Regions from separate parts of the Homo sapiens genome. Here region 1 is linked to region 2. The links are chromatin contacts, found by Hi-C or POLR2A ChIA-PET in ENCODE. All regions are on one chromosome and are shown on one strand. The core of a region is the stretch at or near the end of the contact, and the rest is flanking DNA. Distances in the headings are between cores, read along the strand shown. Region 1 has its middle 20 kb from the start of MDM2. Region 2 has its middle 27 kb from the start of MDM1.

What was found. Hi-C counts contacts between places; a loop is a spot of excess contacts on that map. ChIA-PET counts read pairs that join two places held with the same protein, here RNA polymerase II (POLR2A). Pooled maps may share reads with other maps.
Region 1: a map of mammary epithelial cell shows a loop between it and region 2 (5-fold over the local background). The contact joins two enhancer-like sites. A Hi-C loop is called at or near these places in 1 of 168 maps with a recorded cell type or tissue (mammary epithelial cell) and 7 of 50 pooled maps. POLR2A ChIA-PET finds 5 or more read pairs at or near these places in 2 of 52 experiments (A673 and GM12878).

The regions. Positions count from the first base shown.
Region 1 is chr12:68,785,793-68,789,887 of GRCh38, forward strand. No RefSeq gene overlaps it. Among named protein-coding and RNA genes, the nearest start is that of MDM2, 20 kb to the right of the region's middle. RefSeq lists enhancers at 1,453-2,007, 2,008-2,561. Within about 2 kb of position 1,824, at least 19 of the 41 ENCODE cell types and tissues checked have a DNase peak (open chromatin) inside an H3K27ac peak, as active enhancers do; they include GM12878, where a contact is called at or near this core.
Region 2 is chr12:68,357,245-68,360,970 of GRCh38, forward strand. No RefSeq gene overlaps it. Among named protein-coding and RNA genes, the nearest start is that of MDM1, 27 kb to the left of the region's middle. RefSeq lists an enhancer at 1,020-1,531. Within about 2 kb of position 1,752, at least 13 of the 41 ENCODE cell types and tissues checked have a DNase peak (open chromatin) inside an H3K27ac peak, as active enhancers do; they include GM12878, where a contact is called at or near this core.

The DNA.
Region 1 (4,095 bases), core at 574-3,073, 430 kb after region 2:
ATATTTATTTGCTTCTTGTATTTCTCCTTTACTATACTGCAAGCTCAAAAAAGGCACAGGTTATATATGTTTTAATCAGGCTATATTTTAAATGCCTTGCACTGTGCCAGTAAATATTCGTTAAATATATGAATTGCTGGGTATGATGGTGTGAGCCTGTGGTGCCAGCTACTTGAAAGGCTGAGGTGGGAGGATCGCTTCAGCCCAGGAGTTCAAGGTTGTAGTGCACTACAGTCATGCCTCGAATAGACTTTGCACTCCAACCTAGCCAACATAGCGAGACCCTATCTCTAAAAGTAAATGAATTAATTAATGAATTAAGGGTCACAGCCAAATTCATGCTTAAAATATTTTGATACTTGGCCAAGAGGATAGTGGCAGTAAATCAATAAACTGGTTGATGGTGAACTTCTTTTTTGTTGTTGTTGCGGGGTTTTTTTGTTTTTTATTTTTTGAGACAGGGTCTCTGACCCCCAGGTTGGACTACAGTGGCACAATCACAGCTCATTGCAGTCTCAAGCCACCTTCCTGGGCTCCGGCAATCCTCCTGCCTCAGCCTCCCAAAGCACTGGGATTACAAGCATGAGCCATCCCACCTAGCAATGATGTGTGTACTTGTGACATGATGCATAGGATTTACCTTTCCACACTCAGCTAAATAACTGTTTCAATTTTGCTAGGAAAGTTCTGGTCTAGTTTGGTCTGGACTCTAGTTTACTTTTCTTTCTTTTTAACCTTACTTACTTTTTATTTTATTTTTATGTGTTTATTTTTTGAGACATAGTCTCGCTCTGTCACGCAGGCTGGAGTGCAGTGGCACGATCTCGGCTCACTGCAACCTCCACCTCCCAGGTTCAAGCGATTCTCCTGCCTCAGCCTCCCGAGTAGCTGGGACTACAGGCGTCTGCCACCACGCCCGGCTAATTTTTGTATTTTTAGTAGAGACGGAGGTTTCACCATATTGGCCAGGCTGGTCTCGAACTCCTGACCTCGTGATCTGCCCACCTTGGGCTCCCAAAGTGCTGGGATTACAGGCTTGAGCCACCGCGCCTGGCCTAACCTTACTTACTTTTTAACTGTGGCAAAGACTCTAGTCTTCTTTTAAGAGTAACTACAATTTACTTTTTAAAATTATTAAATAATTTTCTATCATACTTTTATGTGCTGTGTTTTATGGATTATGTGTTTTATGTGCTGAATTTATGTTTTTAAATCACTTTTTAAGTTATCTGCATCACTTTTAAGCAAGGTGGTGAGAGATAAAAACCATGTCGCTTTACTTTTAAAGTGAATGACCGCCTCTAAGCTTGAAAACATCACAGTTAGACTGTGTCATTTTCTGGTCTTTAGGTGGAGCCACTGCTATTGCAGGTTTCCTAAACCTAAACCTATTTATAGAGAAATTCCTCTTCAGTCATTTTATAACCAAAGCCTCTTGTAAGTATTTAACATTACATTTTAGCTCAGTGAATTTCACTATATAGGAAAGATCCTGAGAGAACTAACAATATAAAATATGTAGCCAATTCATACATATTTTAACATTCAGAAATACTACTTATTAGAATTTGAATTTATTTCTCAGACTTTTCTGAGAGGTTAGAAGGGCCCTGTTGTGTTTAACCCAAAGACCAGTTCAAAAACTAGGGAAGGAGCTGTTTAAGAGGAAGGAATGACTAACGTCTGAAGGTCAGAGGACTAAAATCCTGGTGATTGAACAAGTTGCAACACATGGGTTTTCCCTCTAAAAAAACAAAACAAGCCGGGCAAAAAAAAAAAAAAGAAAAAAACAAACAAAAAACATTCTGTGCTGGCCCCAGTAATTACTTGTACCCTTGCTCTTTCATTTCCTCTTCTAATGATAAAGGAAGCTGCAGTTGCTCAACTTGTGAACTGAAAACATGGGACAGCAATGACACAGGAAAATGGGCAAGTCCAGGCAAAAGCCCGTGCGGTGGCCAGAGTCCGGGCCTGCCTGCTTTCCCATCATTTTCCTTTCCCATGTTTGTTCTTTTCTTCTTTTCGCCTTGATTTCTTATCGTGTTCCTTTTTTTTTTTTTTTTTGAGATGGAGTTTCGCTCTGTCACCCAGACTGTAATTCAGTGGCACGATCTTGGCTCACTGTAAACTCCTCCTCCTGGGTTCAAGCAATTCTTCTGCCCCAGCCTCCCAAGTAGCTGGGATTACAGGCGGGTGTCACCATGCCTGGCTAATTTTTGTATTTTTAGTAGGCACGGGGTTTCACCATGTTGGCCAGGCTGGTCTCGAATTCCTGACCTCAAGTGATCCACCTGCCTCAGCTTCCCAAAGTGCTTGGATTACAGGTGTGAGCCATCACAACCGGCCTGTTACATTTTTTTAAAAAATATTTTCCACCACCCCTTTTTCCTTGTATCACACCTCTCCTTTAAGCCCACAAGTTAAAGCATTGATGAACACTTCTACTTCAACTTGGGAATATTAATACAAAAAAAAGACCCAGCACTCACTGAAGTACAACACAAAGCAAATCCCTTTTACTACAAATTCCTTTTTCTACAGCTCTTTCCAATGGATTTAAATTGTTCTTAAATGAAATTTTTAAACATATAAAATTGGGAAACATTTTAATTTTCATAGAGACCTATAAATCCATGTTTTCCCAAATTTAGTCCTGTCGAGGGTATGGGAAAACAAGTACCATCTTACATTCATCATGAGACCATAAATTGCATAGCCACAAAAATGCTCATGCCCTGTAACCCAGAAAATCCACTTTCAGGAGTTTATCCTAAGAAAGTAAAGATGTGCAAAAAGATTTTCTTTGTAGATGGGGTCTCACTGTCACCATGGCTGGAGTGCAGTGGCAAGATCATAACTCATTGCAGCCTCAAACTTCCATGGTCAAGCCATCTTCCTACCTCAGCCTCCTGAGTAGCTGAGACTACAGGCTTATGACACCGAGTGTGCCTAAGTTTTTTATTTTTTTTTTAATTTTTTTGTAAAGACAAGGTCTCTCTTTGTTGCCCAGGCTAGTCTTGAGCTCTTGGCCTCAAGTGATTCTCTGGCCTCAGCCACCTGAAGTACTGGGATTACAGGTGTAAGCCACCACGTCCAGCCCTGCATAAAGATTTTTGTGCAGAGAAGTTTATCACAGCATTATTATTATTATCATTTTTAGAGACAGGGTCTTGCTCTGTTGCCCAGGCTGGAGTGCAGTGGTGCGAGTATAGCTCACTGCAACCTCCAACTCCTGGGCTAAAGCAATCCTCTTGCCTCAGTCTCCTAAGTTGGTGTGCACCATCAGGCTGAGAAACATTATTGATAATAGCAAAAAAAATAGGAAAGCAACTAAATGTCCAACAGTTCTTGGTCCACCCGTCCATGTGACTCACCAGTCTTCTGGAAAGGCCTGGGATTTTTAACCTTATGCTTGCCACCTAAACCTCTGCTGGATGAGTGAGGCCCTAGAGATCAATAGACCTCTCTAGTTAATGATTACTAGTCTTCTCCCATTTCTAAGTACACACAGCTTGGTTTCCCCACCTTTATCAACATGCTGCTTAGAACATCTAACTATTTTCAATTGCAACTCCTTCCACCTTCCACTGTAAGAACTATAGTTTTTGGGCTGGGCGCGGTGGCTAACGCCTGTAATCCCAGCACTCTGGGAGGCTGAAGCGGGTGGATCACCTGAAGTCAAGAGTTTGAGACCAGCCTGATCAATATGGTGCAACCCCGTCTCTACTAAAAATACAAAAAAAACCAAATTAGTCAGGTGCGGTGGCATGTGCCTGGGTGACTGTCTCAAAAAAAAAAAAAAAAACAAGAACTATAGTTCTTGTTTTGTTTTGTTTTTTGAAACAAGGTCTTGCTCTGTCACCGAGGCTGGAGTGCAGTGGCACCATCACGGCTCACTGCAACCTCGAACTCCCTGGCTCAAGTGATCCTCCTACTTCAGCCTCCTGAGTAGCTGGGACAGTTTCTTTTAAAAATTATGATTATTGGCTGGGTGCGGTGGCTCACACCTATAATCCTAGCACTTTGGGAGGCCGACGCAAGTGGATCATGAGGTCAGGAGATCGAGACCATCCTGGCTAACACAGTGAAAACCTG
Region 2 (3,726 bases), core at 502-3,001:
GAGAGGAAATTCATATTACAGTTGAAGAAGTTTTGGAATCGGACAAGCTGGGTTCTAATCCTGCCTCTGACACCTGCCAGCAAAGTGACCTTAGACCAACTACTTCTCTGATCTTAGTTTTCTCCATCTGTAAAGTAAAATTATATTTGTATGTATTTCCCAGGGTTGCTGTGAGGATAAAATTGGATAATGTATATAGAGCATTTAGCAAGAGTTATTCCTGAGGCTATGAAAACGCAGGCTTCCCTATCTAGGTAGCTCTCCTTCCACTTTCTCATACCCTATTTTGCAATCCCCAACTTGACTCTAAAGCCTTTTAACACTAATCTCCTTTCAAGGGTCTCTCTCTGTTCCCATCTTGAAGACAAAGAGCAAGAATGCTCAGAAAAGCTATGTTCACATTCAGTATCTATTGGGACCTCAGGAAGTGGCTGAGGGACTATAAATCCAGAGAACAAAATTTTACTGTGTTTCCTCCTTCCAAACCATGTGATCTTGGGTAAGCTGCTTCTCAGATCCTCAAGTTTCTTCTGTAAAATGGCATCACAATGCCTACCTCATAGAAAATTTTTTTTTGAGACAAGTTTCGCTCGTTGCCTAGGCTGCAGTGCAATGGCACAATTTCAGCTCACTGCAACCTCTGTCTCCCAGGTTCAAGTGATTCTCCTGCCTCAGCCTCCCAAGTAGCTGGGATTACAGGCATGCACCAACACACCTGGCTAATTTTGTATTTTTAGTAGAGACGGGGGTTTTTCCATGTTAGTCAGGCTGGTCTTGAACTCCCAACCTCAGGTGATCTGCCTGCCTTGGCCTCCCAAAGTGCTGGGATTACAGGCATGAGCCACTGCTCCCGGCCTTTACAGAGATCTTATGAAAGTTAAAAGTACTTATGAATGTAAAAATGGCTTATACAGGAGCATAACACACAATCAATGTTCAATAAAGTGTGACCTGAACGTGACTGTGAATTAAAAATATTTCCTATCATTCTCACTTTCCTAGAATTTAACAGTAATGAAGTAAATTCTGGTATATCCTGTGATGCAGTTACTAAAATCCTAGAGTAGAACATTATTAACATGGGGAAAATGCTCATGATCTATTACTAAGTGAATAGTATTTTATATTATTTTTGTTTTTTAAAAAACACTCAACACATACACACACACACACAGACACAAAAAGGGTTTTTACCAAACTTTTCTGTACTAAGCATTTATCCTTTTCTATTTAGGGACAGAAAGTTAAAATAGAAATTTTAAAAGGAGCTATGGCAAAAAAAAAAAAAAAAGTATTGTATGGTGGGTCCATCAAGCATGACAATGGAAGGAAGGCACTAAAAGCAGTGGGGAGTGTGGAGAGGGTAAGGAGAAGCCAAGAGTGGGGGAAGGGAGAGGGAGAAAACAGGTCAGAGTGAGGACGAGGTAAGTCAGGGCTCAGAGTCAGAGGAGCCTTGTCTTCCATGCGTTTGTTGCTGGGATTGCCAAAATGCCTGCGGAGATACAGGGTCGCGTCTCAGCCATGCAGGCCACAAACATTCAAAGTTCACTGGGGGAACTGGGAGCCGGAGGAATTCTGAGCCCAGGGGGCTTTAGATGCCCTGATTTTTCTGTCTCAGATCCACAGAAAGGGTGATTTACTTGCCTGCTTACGCAAAAGCTAACAGATGACCTAGATGGCCTCCCATGTGGCTTTCAAGTCTAGGAGACTGATTTACTAGGGTTTTGATTTATTCTCCTCCAATGAGCAAGAAACCAAAAGCTATCACCGCTAGGTGGCATGCCCCAAATACTATTAAACTTTGAAACTGGCAGAAAAGTTGGTATCTCAGGGAATCACACACACTCTATAAGTCAAAAGCACTGCTAGAGGCAACAAGATGATCATAGAAGATTTTCAGTTTCTCACTGTTAAAAACAAAAATCATCAAGCAAAACCACTGTAACAATAACAAACACTCCTTTCCCAAATAATATATTAAATGCGTTTCTCATGGACACATCCTGGAATCCCCCTGGGAAACATGGCCCCCATACCCCTATCAGTGCCTATAACAATCTCCTCCTTTCCCAACCAAAATAAACAAGTGTCCCCTATCATATGCCAAAAGCAGAAGTAGGTCTCTGATGTCATCAAAGAATAATGTACAACCACAGATACAAGATTTGCATGAGCTGAAGTAGGACAAGAAATTCCCCACACAGGATCTATTATGGTCGAGAAAGGACAAGAATGGGACCCAGGCCAGAAAGAATATACTTCTTTTGACCTAATAATCTTCTCTTTCTAAATATCACTGCCACTGTCAGGATCTCTATATTAAGCTAGAGCTGTTAGTCATTTACACCTTAATGTGGATTACTTTTCTCTGCTGTCTTTTCTCCGGAACGTTACATGTCATTGGTTATTCTACAAGAATAAAATTTTAGTTGAATGGCTAAAAAGAGGAATGATTTTAGAGCACATGAAAGGAGTACCCAGAAAGGACAGGACAGGGTAGGGCCTTGAACTTGAGGACTCTGCATATGGCTGCAGAGGGTCACCAAGCTCTTGGCATTTTTGAATGAGGAGAGGAGAGTGTAGATGGAGAAATAATTAAAGGGAAGTGCTGAAAGAAAGGGATGTGGCAAGACACATTTTGCATAATTCATAGATTTGCCTAGGACTATCTGGATGCCTAGTGATGAAATGTGAAGAAATACAGACAATTTGGTATTTTCCAACTATGTAACTCTAACAGGAAATTCCCTGTATTGTCCTATATTTAAATAAATTAAATATATGAGATGTGACAATAAATACAAGGGCAGATTTTTTTAAGCAAACACACATGTATAGACACACAAATGAGTTATTATCCCTTTCAAAGTATTCACCCATTTTAATAATGCAAACCATTTTGGAAGCTCCTCTTTTAAAATTGACACATATCTTTTGAAAACCCAGTGCTAACACAACAGCATTCTTTCTGAAAGTGGATTTCATTTGTTGAAAGAGTCAAAAGTTGGCTGGGTGTAGTGGCTCACCCCTTTAATCCCAACACTATGGGAAGTAAAGGCAGGAGATAGCTCGAAGCCAGGAGTTCAAGATCAGCCTTGGCAACATAGCGAGACCCTATCTCCACAAAAAAAAAAAAAAAAAAAAAAAAAAGGCACTGGCCTGGTGCGGTGGCTCACACCTGTAATCCCAGCACTTTGGGAGGCTGAAGTGGAAGGATTGCTTGAAGCCAGAAGTTCAACACCAGCCTGGGCAATACAGTGGGACCCCATCTCAATAAAAAATATAAAATTTTGAAAAAGTCATTTGGAGCTAAATTTGGCAAACAGAAAGGATGATCAATAAGAATGTTCCATTTTTGGTCAAAACTGAAGCACGACTCAGAAGTATGTGCTCTAGTATCACACTGGGCCACAATCCTTCTTCCACCATTTTATTAGCTCTGTGAACATAAGCAAGTTATGAAATCATTATTTGCCTCGGTTCTCTCATCTATAAAATGCAAATGATAATAATACCTACCTGATAATGTTGCTACGAGATTAAATGACATAATGCATACAAAATACTTACATGGTACTGTAAGTATACGTGGTAAGTAAGTATACACGGTACTGTATAGGGGCAAATGCCAAATAAATAGTAATAATGTTAGTAGTGGCAACAGCAATAATAGTAGAAGTGGCAGCAGCCACAGTAATATGTGGCTTGTAAACCTAAGGAGGCAAT